4 separate regions of the Homo sapiens genome follow, and all the other regions are linked to region 1. Evidence: chromatin loops called from intact Hi-C (ENCODE). Cell type or tissue: dorsolateral prefrontal cortex. All regions are shown on one strand. Region 1 holds the start of LOC107984226 (a long non-coding RNA gene). Region 2 has its middle 27 kb from the start of RASGEF1A. Region 3 holds the start of LINC02623 (long intergenic non-protein coding RNA 2623). Region 4 overlaps RASGEF1A (RasGEF domain family member 1A).

Region 1 (8,000 bases):
GAAAGCTGAAGTTGTGCACACGTGGTGCTCAGCAGGGATGCCCCAGGACCGGACACACCTGCCCCTAGAGGAGGAGGGCAGATCTGAAAGTGGGAGCTGAAGTTGGCACCATAGGTAGAGTTATCTCTAAGAAAAGAACACAAGATTAGGCCGGGCGGGCACAGTAGCTCACACCTGTAATCCCAGCACTTTGGGAGGCCATAGGCGGGCGGATCACCTGAGGTCAGGAGTTCAAGACCAGCCTGGCCAACATGGTGAAACCCCGTCTGTACTAAAAATACAAAAATTAACCGGGCAGCACGCAGCTGTAATCCCAGTTACTCAGGAGGCTGAGGCAGGAGAACTGCTTGAACCCGGGAGGCAGAGGTTGCAGTGAGCTGAGATTGCACCACTGCAATCTCGGCTCAAAAGATGGACAGAGACTCCATCTCGAAAAAATAAAAAAAAAATTAACCGGACATGGTGGCGCACACCTGTAAGCAGGAGGCTGAGGCACAAGAATCACTTGAACCCAGGAGGCAGAGGTTGCAGCGAGCCGAGATGGCGCCACTGCACTACAGCCTGGGCTACAGAGTGAGACTCTATCTCTAAAGAAAAAAGAAAAGAGCACAGAATTCTGAATATAATCAGTTTGTCTCAAAGTTTGTATTTATTTATAATGATAAAAGAATGATTTTAGAATGACAAAAGCAAAACAACTGCAAATTTTCAAAAGCATAGCATAACAAAATTCCAAAAGATAAATTTTAAAATTAATTCCCTCATAATTACATTTTGCTGCTACCAGTAACTGCATAATCATGATCACTGCTTCATATGATAATGATTTAGAATATTATAACAATTTCTTTGAGAAAGAATGAAGGATAAACGGGTCTTCTGGTGTGATTGACCCCCTCTCTTTTTTTTTTTTGAAGTGGAGTTTCACTTTTGTTGCCCAGGGTAGAGTGCAATGGCGCAATCTCGGCTCACTGCAGCCTCCGCCTCCTGGGTTCAAGCAGTTCTCCTACCTCAGCCTCCCGAGTAGCTGGGATTACAAGCGCCCGCCACCACACCCAGCTGATTTTTTTTTTTTTTTTTTTTGTATTTTTAGTAGAGACAGGGTTTCACTATGTTGGCCAGGCTGGTCTGGAACTCCAGACCTCAGGTGATCCACCCGCCTCGGCCTCCCAAAGTGCTGTGATTTCAGGCATGAGCCACCATGCCCAGCCGACTCCCTCTCTTAAATTTTTTTTACTAATAGCTTAGAAAATGTGCATTCCAGTTCACCACTTATTATTGCTAACATTTCCCCCCATACCAGTTGCCCTGAATATATGCTCCCCATTGCTAATGTGAAAGTTTTGGATATTGTCAAATTTGGGAAAACCTCTTTCAAGTGTTTTTCACATAGGAGCAGCAAGATTTCAGGGCTCTCACGTTCTCCAGTGCAGTGCAGTCTTGAACATTCTTTGAATTGAGGATGCTCATTAACTACATTGCTGCCACCAAACCCCCAAGAGCCTTGGCAGAGCCCCTGGGTGTGTGTGGGTAGGGGAGGTTTGGGGGGTGTGGAGGGGGCCTGGAACTAGGGTGGGCCCAGCGCTGGGCAGGGGTCTGGGTGTGGGAAGGTGACCAAAGTGTGACAGGGAAAGCTGTGAGGGAGGCCCTGGGCGTGGGAGAGTCAGACATGGGGTGGGGCCGGGACGTGGGGGACGATGGCTAGAGGGTGTGGGGGTCTGGAATGCAGGGGGCCAGGATACTGGGGGATCGGGCATTGCAGAAGTTGCTGGGCACGGGGAAAGCCGGGTGTGGGAGGAGACTCAGGCCATGGGGTGCGGGCTTAGGCGGCCTTGGGGAGCGGTTTTGAGTGTGGGGCGGGCGTGGGGTGCAGATCATGGGCCGGGATCTGAGCTAGGTGGCTGGTTGTGGGTGGGTCGGGCGGGGGAACGGGGGCCCGGGTGTGGGTGGGCCTGGTGCGTGGGGTTGAAGCTTCAGAAACTCCAGTAGTGCAGAAATGTTCCCACCAAGCACTGTCTTTAATAGAAAAAAACAAGGAACGACATATATTTGCACTGACACAAGAAACGTCTCCAGTGACAGGAGAGACCGTCGCGGTGCCGGAGCGGGTTGGGATGGAATTCGCGGTGACCCAGGCACTGACTGGCACGCGCGGCTGCGTGCGGGCACCGAGGAGCCGATGGAACTAGCGCGTAGAGCGCTGTTCACGCGGAGCTCCAAACTCTACAAGGAAGCCCCGAGATGGAGACAATGAAAAACAAGCACACGGTTCACGCTGGGGTCCCTTCGAGCCGCAGGAAAGGGAGAGGCGGCTCGCGGGGCGGCCTGCCGCGAGTTGAGATGCGCTGAGCACCGGGCACAGCGGCCGTTTGGAGAAGCAGACGTGCGGCTCATTCGGGGAGGGCGCAGAGGTGTCTCATGGGGGAGGCGCAGCCAGCTTCTGAAGTGGGAATAGAGGGATTGTTTCCAGGATTAGCAGCCATGGAGAGGGTGGGGGTGCAGGCTGGATAAGGGGCCGTTCTTGCGGATTGGCAGCCAGTTTGGGCAGCTCGGTTGGAGGGGTTGTTCTCCAGTATTACTGGCCATGGTTCGGGCAGCCTGGACTTTATGGGGGAATGCAGGGATTGTTTGGAGCAATCAGCACCCATAGGCTGGGCAGGCTCGATTCTTTATTGGGGGGTGTCTTGCTATGTTACCCAGGCTGGACTCAAATTCCTTGGCTCAAGTGATCCTCCCACCTCCTCAGCCTCCCAAAGTGCTGGAATTACAGGCGTGAGTTGCTGCACCCAGCCTGCTCAGTGACGTTGATGTTAGCCAGATTCCATCTTATCTATGGAAAACGGAAGCACAACAGGTGAAGTTGCCTGCCAAGTCAGCCAGCTGGTAAGTGGTGGGACTAGAATTAGATCCGGGCGGTCAGGTTCCAGCATCTGGGTCTCTGGGCACAGGCAACAGAGTGTTTGTTGAAGAATGCTGAATGTGGCCTACGGGTGGGGGAAGATAAGAGGAAGATTGCAGGTAAATGTCATCTCCTGACTGAGGAGGAGTTCACATCTCCTCCTTCCCCAGGCCTTCAACTGATGGACTTCCCAGCCATCTTCAGGAGGCTGCACTCATGAGGAGGCAGTCCTGGTTCTGATAATAAAGCCTTGGCCACTGGGTGGGGGCCAGATGAGGCCCCAGGGCTGGTCCAGGCAGGTTGGGACAGGTTCTGTTCCTCAGCCAGGAAGGGGTCTTCATCAAAGCCCAGGAAGAGTCACTGGCATCTCCAAGTCACAGTTCTTTAATTTGTATTTTTACAGAGACAGGGTCTCACTTTGTTGCCCAACCTGGCCTCAAACTTTTGGCCTCAAGTGATCCCCCTATCTCAGCCTCTCAGTGTTGGGATTAGGGGTGTGAGCCATCATGCCCAGCAAAGTTCACAGTTTTTTGTTTTTGTTTTTGTTTTTGTTTGAGACAGTCTCGCTCTGTCACCCAGGCTGGAGTGCAGTGGCGCCATCTCAGCTCACTGCAACCTCTGCCTCCCGGTTTCAAGCGATTCTCCTGCCTCAGCCTCCCGAGTAGCTGGGACTACAGGTGTGAGCCACCACGCCCGGCTATTTTTTGTATTTTTAGTAGAAACGGGGTTTCACCATGTTGGCCAGGCTGGTCTCGAACTCCTGATCTCAAGTGATCCACCCACCTCGGCCTCCCAAAGTGCTGGAATTACAGGAGTGAGCCACCATGCCCAGCCAGGTTCACAGTTCTTTATCAGCCTCAGTGGGACAGAGCTGGTTGGGAGGAAACCTCCATTTTTTGTGTGAAAAGGCAAGCATACTCACCAGGAGAATGAGACAGGCAAAGAGACATGGCAGTGGAATTTAGGAAGCTGGGAAACTGGGCCTGCTGCCACAGACAGAGTCCTAGCCCATCCTGGGGAAAGACCCACAGCAAGCCCATTTGTACCAACAAATCCCGGAGGACTAGGATGCAGAGCTCCTGGGAGCTTCTGAAATCGGGTGTTGGGCTGGGGCGGGAAGACTGTCTAGACACCACATGATGGGGAAGGGAAGAGCTCTTCCTGCTAGGGGCTCCCTGCCTGTCTCAGCTCAGGTCAGAGAAGATGCTTCATTTTCCACCATGTCTTGGGGTGCAGGGCCGGGGCGGGGACGGCTTCTGTGTATCTCAGTCCTTCCGCATCTCTCTGGCTTGGTTGGTATTGTCTGGGAGAGTCTCTCTATCTCTCTCTGGGTGTCTCTCTCCCTGTCCTTGCTCCATCTCTCTCTCTCCCTCTGCTGAACTGTTGTTTCCTTCTTTATCTCTGCATCTTTGCAGTGTCCAGGTGTCTCCCAGTGACCCTGCATTTGCTTGTTTCTGAAATTTCTGTGGCTTCAGATGTGTCCCTTTGTGTCCCCTCTCCAGGCCAAGCCAGCAACGCCCCACCCTGGCCACAGCCCCACTAGGCACGAAGCGAGTGGTTAGTGCATCTTGTCACACACACACAGGGCCCTTATTGAGGACTGGCCTCTGCCTCTAGCCAAGAGAGGGCGGTTTTTGTTCATGGAGACAGCTGAGCCCACCTCCTCTGGCCAGAAGGGGGCGGTCTAGGACAGTTCGGCATCAGTTCCACCCTCCCCACTGCTCTCCCTGGTGCAGACTCTCAGGATACAGGAAGTAGATTTTGGGTGTCTGCAAGTTTGCTCAAGCCTGAAGTTTTCTTTAAAAATCCGGACTAGTCCACTAATTGTCATGACATTTTACTTTTTATTTGTTTTTATTTTTGCAGAGACACTTCCAGGTTAGGGAGAGTAGATTTTGAGTGTCTGCAAATTTGCTCAAACTTGAAGTTTTCTTTAAAAATCTGGCTAGCCCACAAATTCTCACATCATTGTAAAGATTTATAAAGTTGCTGGTGTGGCAGCTTTTCTTTGTTGGGCCCTGGTTTCCTCTACTATAACTTGGGGATGATGGTATCATCCATCTCAGGGTAGAGAAGATGAGATGAATAATGCCCCTGCAGGGCTTAGGCCAGCCCTTCGTACACAGCGTGCTCAGTGCACCTCGAATACCATAAACTTCACATTCCTGTATATCCCTTCCCTTCTCCTCACTGGCTGTGCTGCCTCCTGGGTGCCTGCCTCAACAGGCACTCAGTTTCCCCACTGGCATCTTGATACAGGACTGGACAGGACCGGACAGGACCATCTGGAGCTTTTGGTGGGAAAAGCATGTTTTCCTGGTGTCCAGGTGCCTTAACTAAGCTTCCCTAACCATTAAGTATCTGGATATACATTTATTGAATAACTTTATGTATCTTATCTATCAAGAAATGTGTGGCTAGGTACGGTTGCTCACGCCTGTAATCCCAGCACTTTGGGAGGCTGAGGCGGGTGGATCACCTGAGGTCCAGAGTTCGAGACCAGCCTGGCCAACATGGTGAAACCCCGTCTCTACTAAAAATACAGAAATTAGCTGGGCTTGGTGGTGGGCACCTGCAATCCCAGCTACTTGGGAGACTGAGGCAGGGGAATCGCTTGAACTCGGGAGGTGGAGGTTGCAGTGAGCCAAGATCATGCCACTGCACTCCAGCCTGGGTGACAGAGTGAGACTCTGTCTCAAAAAAAAAAAAAAAAAGTGAATATATGGTATTTTTTACCTTTTTCTTTTTTTTCTTTTCTTTTTTTTTTTTTTTTGAGATGGAGTCTCGCTCTGTCACCCAGGCTGGAGTACAGTGGCGCAGTCTCGGCTCACTGCAAGCTCCGCCTCCCGGGTTCACGCCATTCTCCTGCCTCAGCCTCTCCGAGTAGCTGGGACTACAGGCGCCTGCCACCACGCCCGGCTAATTTTTTTGTGTTTTTAGTAGAGACGGGGTTTCACCGTGGTCTCGATCTCCTGACCTCGTGATCCACCCACCTCGGCCTCCCAAAGTGCTGGGATTACAAGCGTGAGCCACCGCGCCCGGCCTTTCTTTTTTTTCTTGAGACAAGTTCTTGTTATGTTGCCCAGGCTGGTCTCAAACTCCTAGGCTCAAGCGATCCTCCCAGGTTGGCTTCCCAAGTCTGGGACTACAGTGCAGGCCACTGTGCCCCATACTTTATAGTATTTCTATAAATAATGTCCCTTTAAACATTATATTTATCCAACTGCGATATATATATGCAAATGTATAACTTTACCAATTTACAGAGAGACATATGTGTGTATATTTGCATATCTATATCTATATCATTTCTCCACTTAGAATTAATTTTAGCACTATTCTACATTTTTTCATCATTCTTTCAATATTTATGTAACCACTATAGTTATCCATTCTATGTATTTATGCATGGTGATTACTAAACTACTCTACATTTCTACGTGTAGGAAGATAGATGTGTAATACCTTTCTTGCTTAGATAGCATGTAAATCCCCTCCATGTTGTATAAATATATTGTATCCTATATGCTTTATATCACTGATGTGTGTACCTTGCCCTGCTCTTTGTGAGGCTCTCAGCCTTGCATATGTGGGCACTGAACTCTTGTGTTGGGAAGTGGCATTAGGAGCCGTCATCTTCTGGCAGGACCTCATGGCTGATACTATACATGTACATATATGTGTGTGTGTGTGTGTGTGTTTGTATGAGTGTGTGTGTGTATATATATATACACACCATACTTTTAACTTTTTTATTTTTATTTTATTATTATTATTTTGAGACAGAGTTCTGCTCTTGTTGCCCAGGCTGGAGTGCAATGGCGCGATCTCGGCTCACTGCAACCTCTACCTCCTGGGTTCAAGCAATTCTCCTGCTTCAGCCTCCTGAGTAGCTGGGATTACAGGCACTATGCCCAGCTAATTTTTTTTTGTATTTTTAGTAGAGACGAGGTTTCATCATGTTGGCCAGGCTGGTCTCAAACTCCTGACCTCAGGTGATCTACCCGCCTCGGCCTCCCAAAATGCTGGGATTACAGGCGTGAGCCACTGCACCCAGCCAAAGTCTTGCTCTGTCACCCAGGCTGGAGTGCAATGGCGCACTCTTGGCTCACTGCAATCTCCGCCTCCCAGGTTCAAGCAATTCTCCTGCCTCAGCTTCCTGAGTAACTGGGATTACAGGCAACTGCCACCATGCCTGGCTAATTTTTGTATTTTCAGTAGAGATGGGGTTTCACCATGTTAGCCAGTCTGGTCTCAAACTCCTGATCTCAGGTGATCTGCCTGCCTACGACTTCCCAAAGTGCTAGGATTACAGGAGTGAGCCACTGTGCCCGGCATTTAACTTTTTTATTTTGAGACAAGGTCTCATTCTGTCACTCAGGCTGGAGTGCAGTAGTGTGATCATGGCTTACTGCAGCTTCAACCTCCCAGGCTCAAGTGATCCTCCCACCTCAGCCTCTTGAGTAGATGGAACCATAGGTGTGAGCCACCACACCCAACCTTATTTATTTATTTAGCACTTTAATTTCTTTCAACAATGTTTTGTATTTTTAAGAGTACACATTTTGCAATTATTTTGTTAAATTTACTCCTAAGACTCCTCTTTTTTTTTTTTTTGAGATGCAGTTTTACTCTTATCACCCAAGCTGGAGTGCAATGGCGTGATCTCCACTCACTATAACCTCTGCTTCCTGGGTTCAAGTGATTCTCCTGCCTCAGCCCCCTGAGTAGCTGGGACTACAGACACCCACCACCATGCCCGGCTAATTTTTGTATTTTTAGTAGAGACAAGGTTTCACTATGTTGGCTAGGTTGGTCTCGAACTCCTGACCTCAGGTGATCTGCCTGCCTCAGCCTCCCAAAATGCTGGGATTACAGGCGTGAGCCACCACGCCTGGCCAACACTCTTTTTTTCTTTTTTTTTTTTTTGAGACTGTCACCCAGGCTGGAGTGCAGTGGCACGATCTCGGCTCATTGCAAGCTCCGCCTCCCGGGTTCACGCCATTCTCCTGCCTCAGCCTCCTGAATAGCTGGGACTACAGGTGCCTGCCACATGCCTGGCTAATTTTTTTGTAATTTTATTAGAGACAGGGTTTCACCA
Region 2 (8,000 bases), 55 kb after region 1:
CAGCCTAGGTGAAAACAGCGAAACTCCGTCTCAAAAAAAAAAAAAAAAGAATTGGCTGTCATGGAGGCCACTGAAGCCTTACAAGACCAGTTTTGGTTGAGGAAATGATTTGGAATAGATTCAAGAGTGATGGGATGGGAGTGAGTATAGACCATGAAAGTAGATGAATTTTTGAGCATATTTTCCTGGAAATGGGAGCAAAAAGAGGCACAAGAAAAATAGAGTCGAGAGAGTATTTTAAAGGATTTTTTTGTTTGTTTTTAGAGACAGGGTCTTGATCACGGCGCACTGCAGCCTCCGTCTCTCAGGCTCAAGCGATCCTCCCATCTCAGCCTCCCCAGTAGCTGAGACTACAGGCGCATACCACCATGCCCAACTAATTTATTATTAGCAGAGATGAGGTTTCTCTATGTTACCCAGGCTGGTCTTGAACTTCTGGGTTCAAGTGATCCTCCCGCCTCAGAGGGTGTTTGCATCACTATCTCTGGCAGAGTCTCCATGTGGCCTCCCCAGCATGGTGGCCTCAGGGCAGCCAGGCTTCACACCTGCAGTTGATCCCAAGGCGCCTGCCCCAAGAGAGGCCCACGACAAAGCTGTGTGGCCTTGTGTCTCAGAAGCCATACGCTATGAGTTAAGGCAGTTATTGAGGGCCACCCAGGTCAAGGGGTGGGGACTTGGACTCCACCTCTCGATGGAGGTGTATCCAGGTCATACCGTGGAAAGAGCATACGTGACCACCTTTGGAAATGCAATCAAGAGCTCCTAGATCAATGTGCAGCCTAAATCACAGTCTATTCAAAACCATGTAGCCCATCCTGCTGACAAGTTCTTACTTATGTCCTCCCCAAATGCCTCTTTCCCTAACTCCCATCTTCAGTCCAATGTGGCTGTTGAGGAGGGGTGGAATTATTCCCACCTGCAAAGGCAGATTTCAACTTTTGGGGTCTGAGGGATCTGAATTCCCACTCCTGTTCTGCCACCTATGCACTGAATGGCCTTGGGCAAACATCCTACTCTCCCAAGCCTCAATTTCATCATTCTAAAAGTGTGGATGATCATGATATTCCTTTTTAAAACATAAACGTTTATTGAGCACCTACTATTATAGGTTTTTTTTGTTTGTTTGTTTGTTTTTGAGACAGGATTGCATTCTGTCGCCCAGGCTGGAGTGCAGTGGCGTGATCACAGCTCACTGTATGTAGCCTCAACCTCCTTGGCTCAAGTAATCCTCCTGCCTCAGTCTTCCGAGTGGCTGGGATTACAGGTGCGTGCCACCCACTCAACTAATTTTTTGTATTTTTTGCAGAAATAGGGTTTCACCATGTTGCCCAGGCTGGTCTTCTCCTGGGCCCAACCCATCTACCCACCTCAGCCTCCCAAAGTGCTGGAATTACAGGTGTGAGCCACCACACCCAGCCAGGAGAGGCAAAATAAACATGTTCCCACAATGATGCCCATGAATCTCTAAGACAGGGAACTTGAGTCAAAAGCAAGAGTTCAAATCTTTGGGACAAAGAAAGAGAAGGTTTGGCTGGGGAAGAAGAGTAAGAAGTGTTTCCAGTGCACTGTCACCAGTGCCACAATCACGTAAGGACGGTTAAGTCAAGCATGAAATTAACAGGAGCAGAAATCTGTGTTCCTTCCACTCAAATCTCTGTGGCTGGGCTTCACGTTTGTTGAGATAATTGTCCCCCATGAGATTACCCTGTGCCTCCAAGGAGACACTATTCTCATTAACGCTAGGTGGAGTGCAGGCTTCCCCAGCAGTACCAGCACAACAGTCTCTCACCAGCTGGTGGTCTCTCTCCTCCAGGGTAAGGCCACGAAGATGTCTCTACCTCTCCTCGTAAAAAGCCCAGCCTGACTCTTACCAACCTGCCCATTGCTGGGACACCTGTGGAGGAGCCTGGGGCAGGAGTGGGGACACAGGACTTCTCTATGTGGCTGCGCCCTCCCCCCCATAGGCTCTACCTACTTCACCCACTCCTGACCAGTGCACCCAGTCTATGATCCCTCGGCCATGCCGTCTACCTCTACATGCCTTAGGCTTGTACTAGCTGGCATGGCCTCTGCCTGCATATCTAAGATGGGATCCTTGACCTCATCAAATGAGGCACCTGCAAAAGTTCATCATTCTGGAGAGATTTGAAAGATATGTAATGATATTATTTTGCACTGAAACACAGGCCTGGCGTGGTGGCTCACACCTATAATCTTAGCACTTCGGGAGGCTGAGGTGGGAGGATTGTTTGACACCAGGAGATCTAGACCAGCCTGGGCAACACAGTGAGACCCAGCTGTACACAAAATACTAGTTAGCTGGGTGTATTGATGTGCTCCTGTAGTCCTAGCTATTTGAGAGGCTGAGGGCAAGAGGATTGCTTGAGGCCAGGGTTCAAGGCTGCAGTGAGCCATGTTCATATCACTGCACTCCAGCCTGGGTAACAGAGCAAGATCCTGTCTCAAAAAAACTCCAAAAACAAAATCCCCAAAACAGAAAATAAAAAAGAAACACAGCCAGGAATGCAATGTTACTTGGTTTCTCTGGGTCTCCGGATGTATGGATTAACACCTTCCTGTGAGGGGTGAGAGGAGGCGGAGGGGTGCGGCCTGCTGGACACTGGCACAGCTCCCAGCCTCATGACCGCCCCCTCCACTGCCCGCCCCTTTCCATTCGGTGGCTCCCAGCCACTGCCCTCGGCCCGGCCATCCCTTGCCCTTCCCTGCTCTCCTCTTGAGGGACTGCTCTTTCTTACTCACTTTGCTGGCACAAGGCCCTCTTCATCCCTGAAGGGGAGATGGTGAGGGGCCCACACTTACCGCCACTCGCTGTGTCTGACACCAGCCCACTCAGGCTAAGACGTGCTGCTGTAATGAAGGGGCCCAGATCTCAGAGACTGTGACCCAGAGGACTATTTCTTACCCACATGGACCGTCTACTGCGAGTCCCCTCAGCCGGGGCCTTAGGATGCAGAAGCCACAAATGGGACCTGCAAGGCTTGTGGGAGGTGAGGAGTGAAGGGAGCCCAAAATCCGGCCCCTCAGCTCTTCCTGGGGGTGCCCAGGCCATGGCCACTCAGACCTCCTTGCCAAAGCTCATCCCATCCCCAGCCTGCTGTCAACAGGGGAGGCAGGCCCCCAATAGCCGGGAGGGATGGCAGGGACTCCCAGCAAGTGGCACCCTCCATGGCTGGCTGTCCACTCGCCTTTTAGGTCCCTCCTCAGAGCCCTGTGAGGAGGAGAGGAGCGGCTCCACAGAGCTGTGGGGCCAGGCAAGCAGCAACTCAGGGTTGCTGCAGTCCTCCGGGGGGATCTCAGGGCTGAGCCCAGCAGGGGATGAAGCCAGAGTGCCCTGGAGTCCAGCTCTACCTATAGGTACAGGGATTCGGGGTGCTCAGGGGACCACACAGAGGCTGCGGGCTTGAGAGGTCAGTGAAAGTGGCAAGGAGGGCCAAAGGAGGGGGTGGGTGACCCCAGGAGGGGGTGAGGTGTTCAGAGGAGATGAGATGTTCCCAGGAGGGGGTGGGTGACCACAGGGGGGTGAAATGTTTCCAGGAGGGGGTGAGATGACCCTAGGAGGGGGTGGGGAGACCGTGACCCCAGGAGGGGGTGGGTGACCACAGGGGGTGAGATGTCCCCAGGAGGGGGTGAGATGACCCCAGGAGGGGGTGAGAGGATCCCAGGAGGGGGTAAGGTGTCCCCAGGAGCGGATGAGATGTCCCCAGGAGGATGTGGTGTGTCCACAGGAGGAGCTGGGTGGATGCAGGAAGGGGTGGAGTCACCACAGGAGGTAGGGGGACCACAGGTCGGGTGGGTGGGGTAACCACAGGACCTCAGGTGATCTATCCATTCTCACCTCACCGGAAGCAGTTTCTCGACCCTGGGAAGTCCCCTCTGTGCTCACCCCCTGAGCCTGTCTCCAGGATCAAGAAGGAGGTGCCTATCCTGGTTGCTGGACAGACCCAGACCTCCCCATTTCTGTCTCTCCCTCTAGGATCGGGGACTTTGGGGGAGTGGGCCAGCCGTCCACATGAGGGGCAGGATCGGCTGTCCAAGCCCAGAGGCTGTTGCTCACAGGTGTTCCCTGGATCCAGAGGACTGTAGGGCATGTCCCCGAATTGGGCAGTGTTATTTCAGGAAACCTCAGTGGCACAGCCTTTTGCCAGGCATGAAGTCCAGGGTCCTCAGGCTGGACGAGGCGCATCCTGAGTCCAGATGCAGAGAAGTGAAGCCGCACTTCACAGTTTTTTTCTGGAGTTTCTTAGTCATGGAGCCGTGGTGCTCGGGGGCTCTCAGATACCCTAGAGTACAGCATGATCTTTTCATAGATGGGGCTGCTCTGGTCCAGGGAGGGGAAGGCCCAGAGCAAGACCCTGGGGGGTCTCAGCTGTGGCAAGCCTTTTGCTCCTGGTCACCCTGCGATTCACAGGGGTTGACACACGCAACCTCAAGCCCTCCAGAAATGCCCTCTTGGTCATGTAGTGTAGACAGGGCACTATTCAGAACCACAGTCTCGACTTCAAGTCCTGTCTTTGCCGTTTATGGCTGTGTGCCCTGGGGAATTGATTTAACCTCTCGGAGCATCTAAAATTGGGTTGCAGCTGCCCCATCACATCGAAGGGTGACTAGAAGACTGGACTGCCCTTTTCTGTTATCACTGGGTGTGTGGAGTTGATGGGAGAGAAGCAGTGCCTTTCATCTGTTCTGAAGCTGTGTTCACTCTCAGCACTTCAGAGTCAGGAGCTGGGCGGGCGGCAGGTGATTCTGCACACTTTCACCTGGAACCTGACTGGACGACCCCAGCCCTCAGTGTTTCCAACAAACCACTGAAGGACCACGAGGAAGAAGCCAGCGTCTGGGATGGTGTCCAGAACATTCTGCTGACACCTGCTGGTATGATCAAGGAAGCACCAGCTTCGACCTCGCAGAAGGGCACAGAATGGAATCTGGAGAAAGACAGCAGACGTTCTATCAGAAGTGCCATGCCACCCAGTCCTGCTGGCAAAGTGGACAGCATGGTGTGCAAAACCTGGGCATTACTGTCTCAGAATCAGAAAGGGACTCCGGCGCCTCCCTCTTGCTCAGTCTCTCTCTCCCTGCTCCCCCCCACCCCGTGATATTATTAAGGAAGAGAAACATGTTTTTAGGGACAGAAGAGGGCAGCTCTTTCTTCTGCCCTAGGGACAAGTTACTCCCAATGATTGGCAGAGCATTTGAGTCCTCGCCTCTTCCTTATGTCTCCCTGGGATTCTGTGACCTGAGAAGACAGCACAGGAATCCGTTGTATGCACAATACACACACCTGTTCTGTCAATTAAAGCAGGGAGATCATTCAAATGCAGTAGCAGTCCTCGTGAGGCCACCTGCTCTCCGCTACCAAGCCTGGGGCCCTCCCTGGAGATGACAGGGCAACCCTCCAGTGTACGTCCCTCCTGAGGGCTTCTGCTTAATTCACTTTTGTGTAATTTGAGCTTCATCTGTGAGTTAACACAAATGGATGACATGAAAAGTGTCCCATGGATTCAAGCTTCTGTGACATGCTTTTTCCACTTAGCAATGTAATCCATATTAATGCATATAGGACGACCTCATTTCTAAACTGCCGAATAGGGATCATTTATTTACACTTTTCCATGTTGCTAGACACTGGGGACATTAGTAGCTATGGACGAATTGCCCTCCAGAAATGCTGCACCTATTTACACCCCACCAATCCTAAACATTTTCATAATTCACAGTTTTTGCCAAACTGACGAGTGAAAAATGTGTCTTGTGTCTTGAGATTACGCATGTTTTCATGGATCCCAGTTGCCTGTGCTTCCTCTTCTTTGATTTGCTTGTTTATGTCCTCTCCCTACTTAGTTGTTGAATTTTCCTTAATCGTGTATCAGGGATTGTTTTTCCTGGTATAGCTGTGGCCAATGTTTCCTCTACACTGTAACTTGCCTTTTAGGTTTGCAATTAGTGTCTTTGTATGTTTGTTTTTGAGACAGGGACTCTCTCTGTCATCCAGGCTGGAGTGCAGTGGTGCCATCATAGTTCGCTGCTGCCTCAACCTCCTGGGCTCAATCTATCTTCTCACCTTAGCCTCCTGAGTAGCTGGGACTATAGTCACATGCCACTATGCCCAGCTATTTTTTGCTAGTTTTTGTAGAGATGGTATATTGCCCAGGCTGATCTTGAACTCCTGGACTCAAACAATCTGCCTGCCTCAACTTCCCTAAATGCTGGGATTACAGGTGTGAGCTATCCTGCTTTGCCTAGTGTCTTTTATTCTATAGAACATTTTTGTTTTAAATTTGATGTGGTCAAATGTATTAATCTTTCATTTGTAGCTTTTATAATTCATGTCTTAAGAATGACTTTTCTGCTGGCCAGGTGTGGTGGTTCACGCCTGTAATTCCAGCAGTTTGGGAAACCAAGGTGGGTGGATCACTTGAGGTCAGGAGTTCGAGACCAGCCTGGCCAACGTAGTGAAACCCTGTCTCTACTAAAAATGCAAAAATTAGCCGGGGGTGGTGGCATACACCTGTAGTCCCAGCTACTCGAGAGGCTGAGGCAGGAGAATCGCTTGCACCCGGGAGCGGGAGGTTTCAGTGAGCTGAGATTGCGCCACTGGACTCCAGCTTGGGCGACAGAGCAAGACTCCATCTCAAAAAAGAAATGACTTTTCTACCTCAATATATATCCTTTTATATTTTCTTCACTTATATTTTTGCATATTTTCTTTAAGTTTTATAATTTTCTTTTTTTATGAGTTGAAGGTTTTATAATTTTCTTACAATGGTTTAGATTAATACATCATCTGGATTGTTTGAGTGTTGTGAGATAGCTCTCTATCTTATGTTACAAATATAGTGAGTCAACCCAGAACCATTTTTTGAATAGCCTATATTTTCACATTCTTTTAGTTTATAGGAAGTTACTAAATGCATGGGCCTATTTCAGGACACTGTTCTTTTTTAAAGTGAGTATTTTATATATTTATTCTTTTTTAAAATGTTATTTATTATTATTTTTTTAAATTTTTTTAGAGGTGGTCTCACTCTGTTGCCCAGGCTGGAGTGTGGTGGCGTGATCATAGCTTACTGTAGCCTCAAAATCCTGGGCTCAAACGATCCACCTGTCTCAGCCTCCTGAGTAGCTCAGACTACAGGTGTGCACACCACCACACCTAGATGATTTCTATTATTGTTATTATTTTAGGCTGAGATGGGGTCTTCCAATGTTGTCCAGGCTGGCTATATGTTTATTTTTATATATTGTTTCAATTAAAATCATTTATTGCATATTTTGTGTATCACAGAGAATCTCTGCTGCATTCTTCTCTTTTTCACACTTGTCTTTTTTTGTACATTTTCTATTTCTAATTGGCTTGTCAGTTTTATAGCGGAAATCCTGTTTGATTGTAATTGATGCCAAATTTAAATTCTACACTAATTTAGGGGAAAACTGACATTTGTACCATGTTCAATCTTCCATTGAGGAACACAGTATATCTCTATTCGTGCAATACATGCTACACTTTATAGTCTTCTCCACATTGGTACTGCTCATTTTTTGTTGGGCTTCCCCTCTATGTGCTGTAACAGTGTTGCTATCATGAATGACATTTTTCTTTTCTATGTTATAATTCATCATTGCTGATAGCTAGGAGGGCTTTGTGTAGATCTTGCCACATAGTTGAATTTGTCCTAATTATTCTTATAGTTTGTTAGTTCAATTTTCTAGACAGTGTAGAAAGTCACATTGCCTGAAAAAATGACACTGCATTTTACGATAAACCTTGTGTTCTCTTGTTCATTTCCTTCCCTGTAGTTCTTAAGTCTACTGGGGTTTTCTCACTCATTTTGATAATTTGTATTTTTTCCATACATTTTTCCATGATGCCTATGATTTCAAAGCTTTCCTCATACATATTGGGCCACGAAGACTAATTTCCTTCACCCACTTCATCTTTCCCCACATCATCTGTCTGTGTTTTCTCTCTTCTCCTGACC
Region 3 (8,000 bases), 480 kb after region 1:
CTGCCAACAAAGCAGCTGAAGTCTTGAGAAAACTTCCTGATTGCATTAGCGAGGTCGCACCACCAGGACATAATCAAATCTCCCTGGAGGACATGGCTTCCGGAAGGGCTGCTACAAGCCAGTGGCAGAACAAGGGCAACCAGGGTCAGACACAGCGGAAGGAGGGAAGTCCCAGAGCCGGGCGTGGGTGGGCATCAGAGGGGTGTGGGCTGCACCATCTGGGTGCAGGGGCCAGCAGGCAGTGCGGATCCACCCAGCCCAGGGCCAGCCTTTCCCAGTGGTCACGTGCAGAAACCTGGCACACGTCATGGGGCAGCGGTCCCATATCATAGGCCCTCCTGGTGTTAGCAGTCAGGAGGGTGCCTAGAAAAGCCCCACGGCCACAGGGACTGCAGGATCTGAGCCTGACCTCCACACCAGGAGCCTGCCCAGCACCGTAGGCAGGGCCCAGGTGCCCTGCTCAGGAATGAGCTCTGGTTCCAGCTCGGCCATCCTAGTTTCACCCTGTCTGTAACTTAGCTGACCAGGAAGATGGCTGTGACAACCACAGAAAATCCCAACACAGAGCTGGCATGAAGGAGCTGTGCCCATGGGAGCTTCGGAGTCCTCAGGCCAGGCCGGCCCTGGCTCTGCCACCTCCTGGCTGGAAGACCTTCAGGCACCTACTGAGCCTCTCAGGGGCTCAGCATCTCGTCTGTGGGACAGGGATAATAATAGGGTTGTTTTGAGAGTAAAAGCACAAAACACAGAGCCTGGCTGAAGAAAGCACAGGTAGCTGAGGTCAGCCAAGGCTGAGTTAAGTGTTCTTCTTAGAAGAGCAGACAGGTCATTCCCTGAAGGCATCAGTGTGGGCAGGAGGGAACCTGTACTTTGCAGTCCCAACACCTCAGGACACAATTCCTGCTAACCTGACCCACAAAAGACCAAAGGACACACCCAAGATCCTGGACCAACATCCCACAACGATGCCTCCTGGTTTCTTCTCTAAGAATACTTCTTAAAAAGTTCCCCAGGAAGCTAACTCTATGTTCCTAATGTATGGACCATGGAAAGAAAACAAGTGTCTCAGTAGGTGTGTTCAACAAATGTGCAAATGCAGGGATGAACGAAGATGCCCAAAGTCAAGAAGCACCTCAGTCGCCTCCAACGTGCTCGGGGGCCACATCCACCTCCAACCTCTGCCCTGTTCACGTTTTCCTCCACCCAGATTCCCCTCTTGCCCTGGCACTCCAGGAATTGTTTGATGTCCTGGAAGCTTCCTTTCTCTGTTCCACAGCCCCTGAGCCTGGCGCCTCCCTGCATGCCTGTCCACCTCACCCACCAAGTTCCAGGAGCAGGCATCTGTCCTGCTCACCCCGACTCAGCAGGGAGGGCTGAACTCTGGAGGCTGAGTGGACCTAGACCTGCCCCGTGGCCTCCTGTGCCTCCGTGTCCTCCTCACCCTCGACTCACCAAGGAGCCCTGAGGACATGAGAACTGGAACATGCCCAAGACCCATGTCGGGGCCTGGCACACATGAAGCGCCCAGTGAATGCTCGATGACTGAGGACAGCATCGCTTCTTCTAAGAGGGGAAAAAAAAGAAAGTCAACCAGAGACAATTTGTAAAAGATGGCTTTTGACTGAGCCCTTGAAGGATGGGCAAGGATGGGCAAGGGGAGGGGGGACTCAAAGTGAAGGATGAGAAGGCTCTAGGTGCATGAGTGCCTGTACATGTGAGCATGCATGTGCATGTGTGTGCATGTGCATGTGTGTGCATGTGTGTGCATGTGTGTGTGTGCATGAGCCTTGCAGCCTTGCATGTGTGTGCATATGCATATGTGTGTGCATATGTGCATATGCATATGTGTGTGCGTATGTGCATATGCATATGTGTGTGCGTATGTGCATATGCATATGTGTGTGCGTATGTGCATATGCATATGTGTGTGCGTATGTGCATATGCATATATGAGCATGCATGTGTGTGTGCCCTAGTCCAGACAGGGCTCTGAATGCACTGTGGGGGACAGATGATTTCAGACTCCACCATGCGTCTGAAATCAGTGGGACAGATGACCTTGAACAAGGCCTTATGGCTCACTTAGTGTGAGCCAGACTCCTTAGAGACAGTGACGGCAGGACACACACGTGGGGGTCCACCTTCCCAGAGCTGGAGCCCACATAGCTCCAGGACCTCAAGGGAAGCCCAGGGGCTGAAGGGCCCAGGAGGTCCATCCATGTGATGGACCCAAGGAGACTTTGGTGGCTTCTCTGTTAAGATTTGAAGGGGGCCAGGTGTGGTGGCTCATGCCTGTAATCCCAGCACTTTGGGAGGCTGTGGCAGGGGGATCATGAGGTCAGGAGTTCAAGACCAGCCTGGCCAACATAGTGAAACCCCGTCTCTACTAAAATACAAAAAAAAAAAAAAAAAATTAGCCGGGTGTGGTGGTGGGTGCCTGTAGTCCCAGCTACTTGTGAGGCTGAGGCAGGAGAATCGCTTGAACCCGGGAGGCGGAGATTGCAGTGAGCTGAGATCACGCCACTGCACTCCAGGCTGGGAGACAGAGCAGGACTCCATCTCAAAAAAAAAAAAAAAAAAAAAGATTTGAAGGGATCCCAGGGGGCAGGGCTGGGTGGGCACAGGATGGAGACAGCGACACCTTTGGTCTTGGGTAGCCCCTGCCAGCCCCAGCATATCCTCAGCAGATAGGGTGACAACAGTGCCACTACCTCTAGTGGGAGGCTCAAGAGAAATTCACGTGACGCACCTGCCTGGGCTTGGTGAGTGAAAAGCTCCCCACTGACTCGAGCGCTGGTGGTGAGGATGGAAAGGGAGGTAGAGATGGAGGCGACAGCGTGGGCAGAGCAAGAGCACAGCCATGGAAGGGAGGTCCTCCCAGCTAGCCTTCAGGAGGCCCATGGCCAGCCTCAGGGCAGGAGGAAAGAATGTGGACCAAAAGCGGAACGTCCAGCCAGGGGAGGCCCCAGCAATGGCTGTATCAGGGCTGAGTGTGATCACAGGAAAAGCCACCCAAGGATTGAAATCGAGTGGAGTCAAGACTACGTGGAAGCCTACCTCTCCATGATGGCAACTTTGGAAGAACGTGTGACCTTGCGGAAGTGCACAGAAGGCACTGCTGGCCTGAATGGGTCCTTGGGCCCTGGTCTCGGGGCCGGCTTTTCTCCCTTCCCCAGACCTGCTGTGGCTCCATCCCCTCTCTCCTGCATCCTGGGATTGCCCCCAATTAACTACCTGCTTACAAGCCTTTTCTTTATTTTCTTTTTGCCTTTTCTTCTTTACATGTAAAGCATGAGTCCATCTGGAGCTTATTTTAAAGCATAGAATGAGGACTGACATTGACCTGTTTTTTTAAATGAAATAACTAGTTGTCCCAACCCTGCTTGTTGGATAATACTGCGGTTTCAGGAGTACCCCCACTGTCATACACCCGTGGGTCCATACCCCTGGGCTCTCCATCTGGGCACTCCCCTACCTGTGGCACCTCCTTCCTGAGGGCCGGCCTCACCCAGGGCCCAGCTGCCCTCTCCGTGGCCTGTGTCTTCCTTTCCTGATGCCTCAGATTCCCCCCATTCTCTGGCACTCTCTCCATCCTCCTGACCTCACTCTGCACCTCCCATGAGGTGCAGGACTGCCCTGCTCCAGCCCCCAGCTTCCTCAATCCCGAAGCCTTGTGCCACTGAAGCAGGAGCCCCAGAGTGCACCTGGATGGCAGCTTCTCTCCTGGCCAACAAACACCTGGTGCTGGCTGCCCTCCCAGCATCTCCCCTCAACAACTCAGCTCCACCCCAGGGCCTTAACACACACATGCACAGCACACACACGTACAAACATATGCACACACAGACATGCACACAAATGTACATACGGACTTACACAGCCACATACAGATGTGCACACACTCGTGCATACACAGATGTGTTCATGCAAACACACACGCGTATGCTCACGGGCGCGTACACATGTGTATGTTATGCTAAGAAATCCATTTTGTGTAGAAGACACTCAGGCTCAAATATGTGTCCAAAGTCACACAGCTATGGAGCGGCAGAACTCAGGTCTCTAGTGCACACAGCCCCGACTTAACCGCAGTTCCACTTAACAGTTTTCAACTTTATAGTGATGCAAAAGCCATCCACAGTCAGCAGAAACCCTCGTTTGAGTCCCACACGGCAACTCGGTTTTTCACTTTCAGTACAGTAGTCAATGATTACATGAGGTATCCGACACTTGACTACAAAACAGGCTTCGTGTTGATGCTTCTGCCCACCGCAGGCTCAGGGCAGTGTTCTCAGCAGGCCAAGGTAGGCCCCCACGCTGTGCTATTCGGTAGTCAGGTGGACTCAGTCATTTTCCACTCTCAGCGGCCTTATCGGGCCGCAGCCAGGGGTAAGTTGAGCAGTGTCTGTACTTTTAGCTCCACCCTGGGTATTTTAAGCGGCAGATTTACAAAACAAAAACAAAAACAAAAACAAAAACAGGGTTCCAAACAGTAGGGACATAAAAGGAGAGAATGCACGTTGCGGTCAGCCCATGCCTGGGAGCATAAGCACTTCAGGGGCATCAGCAGGCGTGACTGGCGATTGTTCCTGCTTTTCCTGGCAGCAGCGGCCTGGGCCTGAGACTGACCGCCCTGGCCACAGCCCTAGGCGAGGCTGCTGGGAGCCGGGAGCCGCCGCGCTCCGCGGTAGCGAGTCTGCGGTGCCACCTCGTGGCTACTGCGTGGAACTCCTCGTGGTGCGGGCCGGGAAGGCCGGGTCCCCACAAAGCCGGAGCCCGAGCACAGCGGTGCGCGCTCGCCTCAGGGGATCCCGCAGCACCCGGATACGGGGGCTGGTCCCCCAAAACCCTCAGGGGTGAGAGGAAGGAGGTCCCCAGCCTGCTGAGAGCTGTCCTCTGAGCACGCACTCGCGCACACTCACACGTGCGTGTGTGCATCCTCGGGTACCCTGACGCGTTCACACGCACGCACACGCGTGTGCACAAGCACCGTCTTTCACAAGCGTATGACGCGTTCACACAAGAGTGTGACGCGTTCACACGCACGCACACTCCCTCTCCCTCGAGCCTGGAAGGCGCACTGGGCTCATGGTGGAAACCTCTACCGCGGCAGAGGCACCGCGCCAGGGCCAGGATGCGCGCTTTTATTTCAGACGCGAAAACCGAGGCCCGAAAGAGACAGCCGGTGTCCAAACCTGTCCAACGACTCTGCTGATCGCGCCTCCTGTGTGCGGCCGGGGCGGGTGTGAGGGCAGCGGGCCCACCCTACGCCTGACCCGCCCCGGGGCCTCGAGCCACTTCCTCAGGAGCTCCTGGCAGCTGCAGCGACGGCGCGCCCAGTGCCTGAGGGTCCTGTGGAGCCAGGCTTCCCGGCACACAGGCGCGGTGGAGCCTCGGGGCGGGCATACACCCCGCGAGCTCGCGGCGGCCGGGCACTGCGGGTCCTCGGGTGGGGACTCTGGAGTTCAGTCTTGAAGGACAAGGTCACTGAGGATCAGGGAACCAGGAGGGCAGGGAGGGTGGGGAGGGGTGCCTAGGCCTAGTGGGAGAAGCATGTGAAAGTTCCCTAAGAGGGCTGCGGGTGAACAAGCGCTTGGCCTGGCCTCTCCCGGTAGACTGCTGTGGCGCCCCGGAGCCTCCCTTCTCCAAGGCCCCATGGACGCCCCCTGAAGGGTGACGCCCTCGCCCACGCTGAGCTCTGAGTGCTGCACGAGAACTCCCAGAGCCGTGTGCACACGCGCTCGCCGTGTTACATGCAGGACTGAGGCACCAGGAGGCCCAGGAACTGGCTCAAGCTCGTAGAACTTCATGGCAGGATCTGAAACAGGCAGATCAGCTCCAAAATCCAAGCTCTTTTCAAATTTTTTAATTGTGGTGAAAATATACCTAACATAAAATGCACAGTTGTACCATCTTTTAGTGTGGGTTAACTGGCATTAAGTGCACTCACATTTTCGCATATCCCCTACCACCGTCCATCTCCAGAACCTTTTCATCTTCCCAAAAGGAAACCATACCCATTGAACACCACTGAGCATTGAACCCATTGAACACCAGCTCCCTCCTTTTGTTACCATTGCTCTTTCTGTCTCTGAATTTGCCCATTCTGGGCCCCTCATGTAAGTGAAATCGCAATGTATCTGTCCTTTTGTGGTTGGCTTATTCCATCTAGCACAATGTCCTCAAGGCTCATGCGTGTTGGCATGCCTCTCAGAATTTCCCTCCTGGCCGGGTGATATTATAGGCTCATGCCTATTATCCCAGCTGTTAGGGAGGCAGAGGTGGGAAGATAGCTTGAACCCAGGAGTTCGAGACCTGCCTGGGCAATATAGCGAGACCCCATTCTCCACAAAAAGAAAGAAAAAAAAAGAATCTCCTTCCTGCTAAAGGTTCAGTAACAGTCTACTGTATGCATAACCACATTTCGCTTGTCCATCCACTCACCCATAGACCCTCAGAATGCTTCTACCTTTTGACTCTTGTGAATCATGCTGCTTTGAACATGGGTGTGCAAATATCTGTGAGAGTCCCTGCTCTCAAAAAAATCCACATTCTTGGCACAATGAAGAATCACCTCTCACAGACACCAGGGAAAAGCAGGTCTGTCTGAGAGCAGAGGGTGAGGAGTGGAAAGCCGGGCTGTGGACCACAGTGGGCGGAGGAAAGCCCACCCGCGTGTTCCCATGTGTGGGAGGAGAGAGGAGAGATGCCCTCTAGTGAAGGAACTCTTGTAGCAGCCAGCTCCATTCCTGCTTGGCCTGCAGAGGGCCAACTCAGGAGCCCAGACCAGGAAGAAGTCAAACGACTGACAAGATCCATCAGGAAGCAGAAGTGCGCCCGTGTCTCATCTGCAACAACAAACAGTTAGGACCAGCCACCCACCCCCCAACCCAGGGGGAAGTGCATCCACCACACAACTACCACCACTGAGCTCATGACACTCTCAGAGACAGGCACGGGAGCTCCTGGCAAGGCACAACCAGGGCAAGTGACAGTTTGCCAGTCCTGGGCAAGCAGACACCTGTCCTCTATCCAGTCCCCCATCCCACCAGCCTGCACAAGCAGAGAAACATCCTGCATAAATTAAAAGATTATCCAGATCATCAAAAGATCTGAGCAAACAAAACAAGTGAGACAAAAAACAAAACAAAACAAACAAAAACCAAAACAATAACAACAGAAGAACACTCATTTTTACAGAGAGATTTGAGCCCATCCCAACAGAGTACAATGCTCTTTCCAAGCTCATGGACAGCGTTTGGGAAAATTAGCTGTGCTAAAGGAGCAGGAAGCTTCAGCCCCTTTCCCAGAATTGCTGTTATACAAATCACATTCTCTCACCAGGGAGCAACAAAATTAGAAACATGCAGTAACAAAGACCATGTTAAAAGTGCATTTTGGGGCCAGGCATGGTGGCTCATGCCTGTAATCCCAGCACTTTGAGAGGCTGAAGCAGGTGGATCACCCAAGGTCAGGAGATCAAGACCAGCCTGGGCAACATGACGAAACCCTGTCTCTACTAAAAATACAAAAAATTAGCCAGGCATAGTGGCAAGAGCCTGTAAACCCAGCTACTAGGGAGGCTGAGGCAACAAAATCACCTAAACTTAGGAGGCAGAGGTTGCAGCGAGCTGAGATTGTGCTATTGCACTCCATCCTGAGCGACAGAGTGAGACTCTGTCTCAAAAAAAAGAAAAAGTGTGTTTTGGAAACAAAGTTAGTTTTCACAATGAAAATTATAAAATGCCTGGAACTCAATAGCAATAGGGTATTACATATTAAAATTATGAAACTCAACAAAATTGACATTTAGGGAGAGATTTATATCCTTAGATTAATTTGTCAGAAACAGGATAAAAGGAGAAAGCGCATGATAATTTGAATAAAAGAGAAAATAAAAACTAAAATGAAAAACTTTTCAGAAACAAACTACAATAAGTGTGTGACTTATCAAAATCTTTGGATATGTCCAAAGCAGTTCCCAGGGGAAATGTTATAGC
Region 4 (8,000 bases), 140 kb after region 1:
GGGCAGCCTGGCACTGCTGGGGACCCTGATCCTGGCACATCACAGGTCCAGGTTTAGCAAGGCCGACACACACATCATCAGTCAGTGCATGTTTTGGAGTAAGTGAGGCAGCCAGGAGGTGCCCCAGGGAGGGTTTGCCAGAGATCTAATGGGCCAAAAGCTCCCAGGCTTTGGCGCCAGCGCTTCTGTCCACTCACTCTGCTCGTCCTTTCCCAGAAGCTCCTTCCAGTCGGCTGAGGCCTCACCTCCACAGGGAGGCCAACCTCACCGCCCAGGCAGAGGTTACCGCTTTCCCACTCACATTCCTGACCTTCCATCTCCTCTGTCGGAGCACTGATTCTCTCCTAACCCAGAATATCATGTCGCCATCTGTGGCCGTTGTGCGTGGCACCACACAGGCTCTGTGGGGTGCTCTCTGGGGCCAGAGAACCCTGTTTTTTTCCCCTGGTGTATCTCCAGTATCTAGGCAGGGATCATTACCACTTGTGAATGAATGAATGGGCAAAGAATAGGGCTCCGGGAACACCCACCTCCTTCCCCACCCCAGTGCCGGTAATTTCAGAGAACTGGCCGGTTATCCCTTGAAGGGCGAAGAGCCCATTCTGTCGGGTCCGTGGCATGCATCCAGCCCAGCACAGGTAGGTGCGCAGGTCTCTCCCCTCCTGAGGCCCACCAGGATCATGGCACAGGGCTGCCCCCAGCTCCCTCCAGGAGCACGCTCTCCCTGCCAGCCAAGAGAGGGGAGACAGGCGAGATGTGTAATTTTCAGTTGCTAATTGTGATGCCCTGCAGCTTGCTGAGCTAAAAATAGTCTCCGTTTTTGTTGAGTAGGTTAAAAAATAGAAGCCCACGTGCTGCCTCAGAAAGAAGCCCCCTGCCAAGGCTGGCAGAGGCAGGGGGCTGGCTCGAACCCCTCCTCCACCTCCTGGCAGATCCCTGGGACTCATGCATGATGGGCCCTGAGGGCTGTTTTTGTCCCAGTTTTCCAGGAAGCTGGGTTTCTTAATTTGAAGTCCACAGATGAGCTTCTGGGAGCTCATCGGTCCCCCGAATCATCTGCAGGTCGTGGGAATGTGTGCTTGTCCACATGTCCAGGCCAGGGCTTCAGCCTGCACTTGATGCTCAGGGGGCCATGCCCCTGCCAGGTGCTCTCAGGGGCAATGCTGAGGTCCGAGGAACAGCAGGGCAGACCTGGGCAGTCCTGCACATTACGGCCTCTTGGGTCCTGTGAGCTGAGCCTCAGTGTCCCCATCTGAGAAACGGGCCTCTCCGGGCTGTCTCCCTGGGTGAGGGAGAATTGCATTGAGATGAGTCATGGAATGGCCAGCACACAGCTCACTCTAACTCCTAACGATGCACACTTAAAGCAAAGCAAGGTTAGTCAAGTGAAGGTTAATCCCTGCTTTGGAAGTTTCCAGAACTGCAGACTCCAGGATCCAGAAGGGGTCCTAGAATTCCGACAGTGTGCTAGGAGCCTGCCTTATACTGCTCTTCCCTTTGGAGTTGAACGGAGGCCTGACCCTGTTCCTGACCAGCTGTGCAGGAGACTCTGTCCCCTCCTGGCCTGTTGTTCCTACTCTCTGCTGTGGTGGGGCTGGTGGTGTTGGAGGATGGCCAGTTACCCCATAGGGCCACCTTCTGATGCTCCTCCCATAGCCCCTTTTGGGGAGCTGGACAGTTGTGCTCTGTGCACACACCTACGAAGGGGGGCGGGGTGGGTGAATGCTCACTGACCCCTGCGTCCCCCTTCCCTGGGGATCTTTTATGAGGCCACGGTGGTGTCAAGCCTCCTGTGGCTCTGTTGGGTCTCCTCATCACTGGGCATCCTCAGTGCAGGACACAGAAAGAACATTCGGGAGTGGAAAGTGACCCAGCTGCTGCCCAGGCCTGGACACATGAGTGGGTGCACGGGAAGACGACACGCACAGCAGGCTCTGGCTGCAGTGAGGCCACAGGCTTGGGCTCAGAGCTGCTGGGCCTCCATCGTAGCTGCAGCTCTCAGGAGCTCATGGGTGATAGGGCAGGGTGCAAGGTCTCAGAGTCCATGGCTGCAGTTTGAATGGAGGGAAGGACTGTGCACCAGCTCAGGAAAGGTGTACACACTGTGTGGCTGCCCCTCCCGAGGAGCGCATCCAGCTTTTGCACACATGAGGCCAGAGGCAGATGGCCTCTCTCTGTGTGCTGCCTGGGGGACGGGCATGGGTCACATTAGATAGCTGGGTAGCAGGTGGGTGCAGTGGCTAAACCCTGTAATCCCAGCACTTTGGGAGGTTGAGGCGGGCAGATCACTTGAGGCTGGCCAGGAGTTCGAGACCAGCCTGGCCAACATCATGAAACTCCGTCTCTACTAAAAAATACAAACATTAGCTGGGCATGGTGGTGTACACCTGCAATCCCAGCTACTCGGGAGCCTGAGGCAGGAGAATCGCTTGAACCTGTGAGGCAGAGGTTGCAGTGAGCCAAGATCGTGCCACTGCACTCCAGCCTGGGCCACAGAGCAAGACTCTGTCTCAAAACAAAAAACAATAAAAAACTCTCCAACGTCCTTGAAGAGGCTGCAAAAAGGAATGTCATTCGTACTCTTTCACAAAAACTTCCCTTTTCCTCTCTCTCCCAGGATCTCTCATAGCACTGGGGCTACATAGGGTCCCTCCTCTTACTTTCTTAAAAGGCTGGAAAGTTTCTCAGATCCTGGCTGCCCCCTCCCCTCTTCTCACCCTGGACCCTCAGTCTAGCCACTTCCATTCTTGCTCTCTATGCTTTTTTCCTCTCCTCAAGCTATTCTTTTCTTTTATTCATATGTAGTATTTTACATATTTATGGGGTACATGTATTTTTTACATGCATGGGTTATGTGCTGATCAAGGCAGGGTATTTGGGGTATCCATCATCTTGAGCATTTGTAATTTCTATGTGTCGGAAACATTTCTTCTATCTCTTTTGAAGTATACAATACATTGCTGCAAACTATAGCCACCTGAGTCTGTTATGGAACATTAGAAGTTATTTCTTCTATCTAAATGTGAGTCTGTACCGGTTGCCCAAGCTATCTTTGTTTCCCGCTCCTGCCCTCTGGTAGCCATTATTCTACTGTCTACCTCCATGAGAGCAAGGTTTTCAGCTCCCACCTGAGTGGGAACATGCAGCGTTGGTCTTGCTGTGCCTGGCTTGCTCCACTTAACATAGTGACCTCCACTCTCAGTGCTGTGTGATTGGCACAGTGTATTCCTTGGTGCGAAGGGGTCTGTGCACCTGTGTGTGCATGTGTGCACCTGTGTGAACCTGTGTGTGTGAGTGTTGTGGGGGGAGCTGTGAATATTCAGAAGCTAAAGTTTTAGGCTGTGTCCCCTAAAAGTGCCTCTCCCCTGAGGTGTATTGAGGCTGAGCTCCAGAACGTACCCACTGGAAAAGGTCCTGGAGATCCAGGGCTGTGTTCCCACAGTCCCTCACCCAGGCTGAGCAGAGCCCCAGGAGCAGTGTTCACTTGCACTGAAGCACGCCCTGCGTGTGAGCACTTGTGCTGGGCTGGAAGCCACACTCCATGTGTCTCCCTGCCACCCCGCACTCCCCACAGCCACCATGAGGTTCAGGTGCCAGTGCCACTAAGGCTCACACAGACAGAGGAACTGCCCCAGGCCGACCACCAATGGGAGGCCTGGCCCACATGTGGATGCAGGCTCCTGGCCTCTCCCCTCCTGGCACTTTGGCGCCATCAGCACGTGGCTGTTCTAGAGTCAGAGGGGGTTGAGAAACCAGATGACAGCCCCTCCTCTACCCTACTCACTCCATGGGGCGGGGTGCAAGGTCTCAGAGCCCATCTTAAACCTGAGATCAGAGCTCACGGAAATGTTGGCTGTGCTCGCTTTATTGGGAAGCACAGTCCCGGGCAGCAGGAGGCTGGGAGCGAGTGGAGAGATGCCGGGATGTGTTCCAACAACAGCTGGCATCCCAGGCATCTCTGGGGAGGCTCTGTGAAACTTCTGTGTCTCAAAACAGTGCCTCTGGGGTGAGGATTCCTACAGGGTGTTAACCTGCCCCAGCCCCAACCTCTCCCAGGGCTGGCGGTGTGGTGTGTGCCCATGGCCCTAAGGGCCTAGGTCAGAGGCCACAGGTCAGAAGCAGTGGCACCCAGCACTGGGCCACTGGGCACCATTGAGGCAAGGCCTAGATGTGGGTGGCACAGAACCACATACCTGGTTCTGCTCCAGGCACACAACCGCACTAGCTTCCGTCTCTCCCTTCAACCTCACTGCAACCCTGCAGGGAGGTGGGACAAGACATTCCACACCCAGTGTCCAGCCGAGGAAGCAGGCTTAGGGCCACCCAGAGGCTTCCCGTGGGTGTGGGGACAGAGCCTGTTCTCTGGCATGCAGTCCCAGGCCCAGGATCTGCAACTGCAGGAAAGGACTCAGGTGTGCGGGGGTGTGGACAAGGGCATGAGAGACTGGGGGTGCAGCTGTGGGGGGCCTCTCAGGATGGTATCACCTGTGGCAGACCAAGGAGGGACAGCAGCAGGACCCCACGAGTCACTTCATCCTCTGGGGGACAGCAGCATATGTGCCAGGTGGGGCACCTTGGGCCAAGCCTGAAAAGGCTGGGATAGCCACAATGAGGCAGAGTAGTGGAGGCCTGGGGAGAGCCCTGTGCCTGGTTGTCTGCCGCCTGCCCTCTGTCCTGCTGCAGCGCATCCTGGCAGGCAGGTGGCAAGGGGCCTCTAGGTTCAGCCTCTCCCAGGCAGCCTCCACTCCAGGCCTCCTACAGTGCTGCTGAGGCTGTGCAGGTCAGGGGTGTGACCCTGGAGGCCCAGCCAGGAAGACTTAGGCTCAGATACAGGGAGGACCCCCTTCTCGAATGGTGCCCCCAGAGAGCCAAGTAAAGCCAGGTATGGAAATCTGCTCTCTTCCAAGATGGAAGAGGGCACCCCTCTCACCAGCAGGCTGGGCCCCTGGGACTGCCCTTGTGTCCACCGGCCCTGCGTGGGAGGTGAGAAGGGAGTGAGGCGCGTCCTCCAGGAGACAGTGAGTCACTCTTCTCTGCTTTGCTATAAGCACGTTTCTTCTGCATTGATTAGCTCTATAATTAGGAGGTGCTTTCCTTCCTGCCTGAACAGAGGAGGGGCTGCAAGGAACCAGAGGGGCTGCTGCGTGCAAGCCTGTCCCCCACTCCCTGCAAGGAGCTGCTGCTCCAAGGAGTCAGAGGGGCTACTGCGTGCAAGCCTGTCCCCAACTCCCTGCAAGGGGCTGCTGCTCCAAGGAGTCAGAGGGGCTACTGGGTGCAAGCCTGTCCCCCACTCCCTGCAAGGGGCTGCTGCTCTTCCAGGCCAGCCCCAGCTGGACCTGGGGTGGAGGTGAGGGTTCCCACAGAGACTGGTCTGGCACACTGGCTGGCCCCGGCCCCGTCTGTGCCTACATCCTGGGTGGGAGGAGGGTGCTTCCTGAGCCCTTCACAGGGTCTGCTGCCTCGAGATGGGTCTGGTGCAGCCAGGAGCAGCTGAGGCAGGAGAGAGGCTCCCCGTGCTTCCTGGAAGTCTGTGGAAGATGCCAGTGCCTCTCCTGCCCCTGAGACCAGTTAAATCAGTTGTCCAGGCAGGGGTCAGGCACGGTGTCTTTGAAAAATCCCCACATGGTGCTGGTGTGCACATACTACAGCTGAGGGCCTGCCCTGGTTTGTTTATTGATTGATTGAGGCAGGGTCTGGCTCCATTGCCCAGGCTGGAGTGCAGTGGTGTGATCAGGGCTCACTGCAGCCTCAACCTCCTGGGCTCAAGTGATCCTCCTGCCTCAGCTCCCCAAGTAGCTGGAACCACAGGCCTGTGCCACCACACCTGGCTAATTTTTTTTTGAATGTTAGTAGAGACAGGGGTCTCTATGTTACCCAGGCTTGTCTCCAACTCCTGAGTTCAAGCGATCCATCCACCTCGGCCTCTCAAAGTGCTGGGATTACAGGCATGAGCCTCCGTACCAGGCCCCTGCTCTGAGTTAGCCGGTGCAGCTTACCTGGAGGCTGAGGTTCTCACACAGGTGGGCTTCCCGGGCCTTCCATTCACCTGCACATGATTCACCTGGTGTCTTGCTCAGCAGCAGATGTGACCCAGCAGGCCTGGCCTGGAACTTGAGATCTGCTCTTTGACAATCGACAGGTCATGCTTTAGCTGCAGGTCCAGCGGCCACACTTGGAACTGAGAGGCTGTAGGGGAAGGGTCTAGAACGCCAGTGTGCAGCTGAGCTACCTGAAAGGGGAGCACTGGGCCCACTCCCACCAGTTTCTGGCTCAGGAGAAGGTACTGCTCCTGCTCTGGGGACCACACCTGGCCTTAGAGCATCCATGCAGGGTCTGGCTCTCTGGGGTCAGGGTGGCCTGCTCTGTCCAGGCCAGCCCCAGCTGGACTTGGGGTGGAGGTGATGGTTCCCACAAATGCTGGTTGAGCAAGCTGGCCCGCCACAGCCCTATCTCTGCCTAGCCCTGGTGGGGGGGCTTCCTGAGCTCTCCACAGTGCCCAAACACAAAGGGCCAGTGTGTCTAGAATAAGCAGTGCCTCCTGTGTGGTCTGTAGGGGTGCTGAGCAATCATGCTGGTGGGAATCAGCTCCTGGGGGTGAGGAGGCACCTGGTGCCCAGCACCTTACACAGGGGCTCCTCTGATCTTCCCTGCAAACCTCTGAAGTAGTGCTCCCTGTGCCCATTTTACAGACAAAGAAGTTAAGGCTCCAAGGGTTTGAGGATCTTGACATAGCCAAGACAGGTGGTGGAGCCAGGCTCGGACTTGGGCTCCCTGCCTACCCCTGCTGCTTGCTCGGCATGAATCCTGGCACTGTTGCCCTCTGGCTGTGACCTGGGGCAGGTACTCACCCCTCGTCTGCGTAAGGGAATAACGGGTTCTCTGGGAGCATAGGGGGTGACTGGGAAGAGTAACTGGGATTCTTCAACTGTAGCCTTGCGGTTTTCAGTGTTCAGCACCCTGGCCATCGGTGTATCATGATGGCTATTGCTGTGACTGGAGCCAAGAGCCCAGTGTGCAATTCTTCCTTGGGAAGGGGCTGCCTGGTGGTGGACACAGCTGTTCAGATACACAGGTTTGCAGCTGCCTGTCGAAGTGCCTGCCCCTGCTGTTGGGGCAAGGAGGAAGCAGGTGCAAGAACAAGCGACCTCAGGGCTGGGTGGGGGTGGCCGGCAGGGGACCCCGCAGTGGAAGTGCTGTCATCATCACCATTTCACAGCTGGGAAGGTGGAGGGCTGGCCAGATGCACCCAGGAACAAGGAGTGGGCCTGCTGCAGGGCCGGCATTCCTGCCCGGGAAAAGCCATGTAGGGAACCTGCCTCTCCACTTGGCACTGAGCCCTGGAGACCCTCCTCGAAGTGCTCCGTGGCTGGGCAGGGTGGGCCCTGCTAGGTTTGAGCTTTCGGGGGTAGGGGCTCATGGGGCATCCCCCAGACCTGCAGGGTCTTGGTTTGTTGGATGCAGGAGACCTAGCCCTGGGCCGTGTCCCCAGGTGGGTCTCCAGGTAGGCAGGACAGAAGGAACCCAGAGCACCCCACCTCTCAGGTCAGTGCGGCTCCACACGGTCCCCCTCAGGCTCTGCTGACTCCCCAAAGGGATTCTGAGCATGTGCAGAACCTCTGCTTGCCTGGGACACCCCTGCATGCTCCTCCTCCAGGCCCCCACCCTCGAAGGCGTGGCCTTCCCAGCCCCTCTCTGGCTGCTGACCAGTGGGCTGGGTCCCCAGGATGGCTCCTCAACTCCTAGGCAGGCCTCCTAGCACTGAGGCAGGTCTCTCTGCAGGCTGGACATGGAGTGGCCTTGCCCTGTGGGGGATCGGCTGGGGCTGAGTTTGTGGGGTGTCAGAGTGCATCCCCCACATACTACCTCCTGACCAGAGCAGCCTGCAGTGGGAGAGGCCAGTGGCTCGGCAAATGCCCTCTCTGATGACCCCAAGAGCTTGGGGTGAGGAGGCCCAACTGACCAAGGTTACCACCTGCTGGTCGCCTTTTGAACCCAGAACT

What was found. Peaks named below come from ENCODE experiments on the same cell type or tissue, not always from the same donor. Only the 100,000 strongest peaks of a DNase experiment are listed, where the experiment ranks them.
Region 2: a loop joins it to region 1, with 7 times the contacts of the local background. A loop is called at or near these places in 91 of 110 quality-filtered maps.
Region 3: it touches region 1 in a loop (4-fold over the local background); 16 of 110 quality-filtered maps call a loop at or near these places.
Region 4: it touches region 1 in a loop (2.2-fold over the local background); 35 of 110 quality-filtered maps call a loop at or near these places.

What each region holds. Positions count from the first base shown.
Region 1 is chr10:43,345,217-43,353,216 of GRCh38, reverse strand. It overlaps LOC105378271 (a long non-coding RNA gene), which reads right to left. Exons shown (of 3, transcript XR_945902.3): 3 at 2,911-2,984. LOC107984226 (a long non-coding RNA gene) reads left to right here and starts at 1,999. Exons shown (of 3, transcript XR_001747439.2): 1 at 1,999-2,883. RefSeq lists a silencer at 4,506-4,665. In dorsolateral prefrontal cortex, CTCF peaks have their summits at 4,360 and 4,564 (motif pointing right); DNase peaks (open chromatin) are centred at 4,115 and 4,516; H3K4me3 peaks cover 2,107 bases; H3K27ac peaks cover 5,321 bases.
Region 2 is chr10:43,290,295-43,298,294 of GRCh38, reverse strand. No RefSeq gene overlaps it. Among named protein-coding and RNA genes, the nearest start is that of RASGEF1A, 27 kb to the right of the region's middle. RefSeq lists enhancers at 3,597-4,096, 4,097-4,598. In dorsolateral prefrontal cortex, a CTCF peak has its summit at 4,897 (motif pointing left); a DNase peak (open chromatin) is centred at 4,904.
Region 3 is chr10:42,863,553-42,871,552 of GRCh38, reverse strand. It overlaps LINC02623 (long intergenic non-protein coding RNA 2623), which reads right to left and starts at 32. Exons shown (of 2, transcript NR_134479.1): 1 at 1-32. RefSeq lists enhancers at 1-186, 187-688, 4,453-5,086, 5,087-5,720 and a silencer at 4,605-4,674. In dorsolateral prefrontal cortex, CTCF peaks have their summits at 4,693 (motif pointing left) and 6,759; DNase peaks (open chromatin) are centred at 4,682, 5,140 and 6,846; H3K4me3 peaks cover 885 bases; H3K27me3 peaks cover 792 bases.
Region 4 is chr10:43,208,157-43,216,156 of GRCh38, reverse strand. The region is part of intron 1 of RASGEF1A (RasGEF domain family member 1A); the gene reads left to right. Among named protein-coding and RNA genes, the nearest start is that of RASGEF1A, 55 kb to the left of the region's middle. RefSeq lists an enhancer at 3,990-4,592. In dorsolateral prefrontal cortex, no CTCF peak of the experiment used is centred here; DNase peaks (open chromatin) are centred at 907, 3,897 and 7,336; H3K27ac peaks cover 2,926 bases.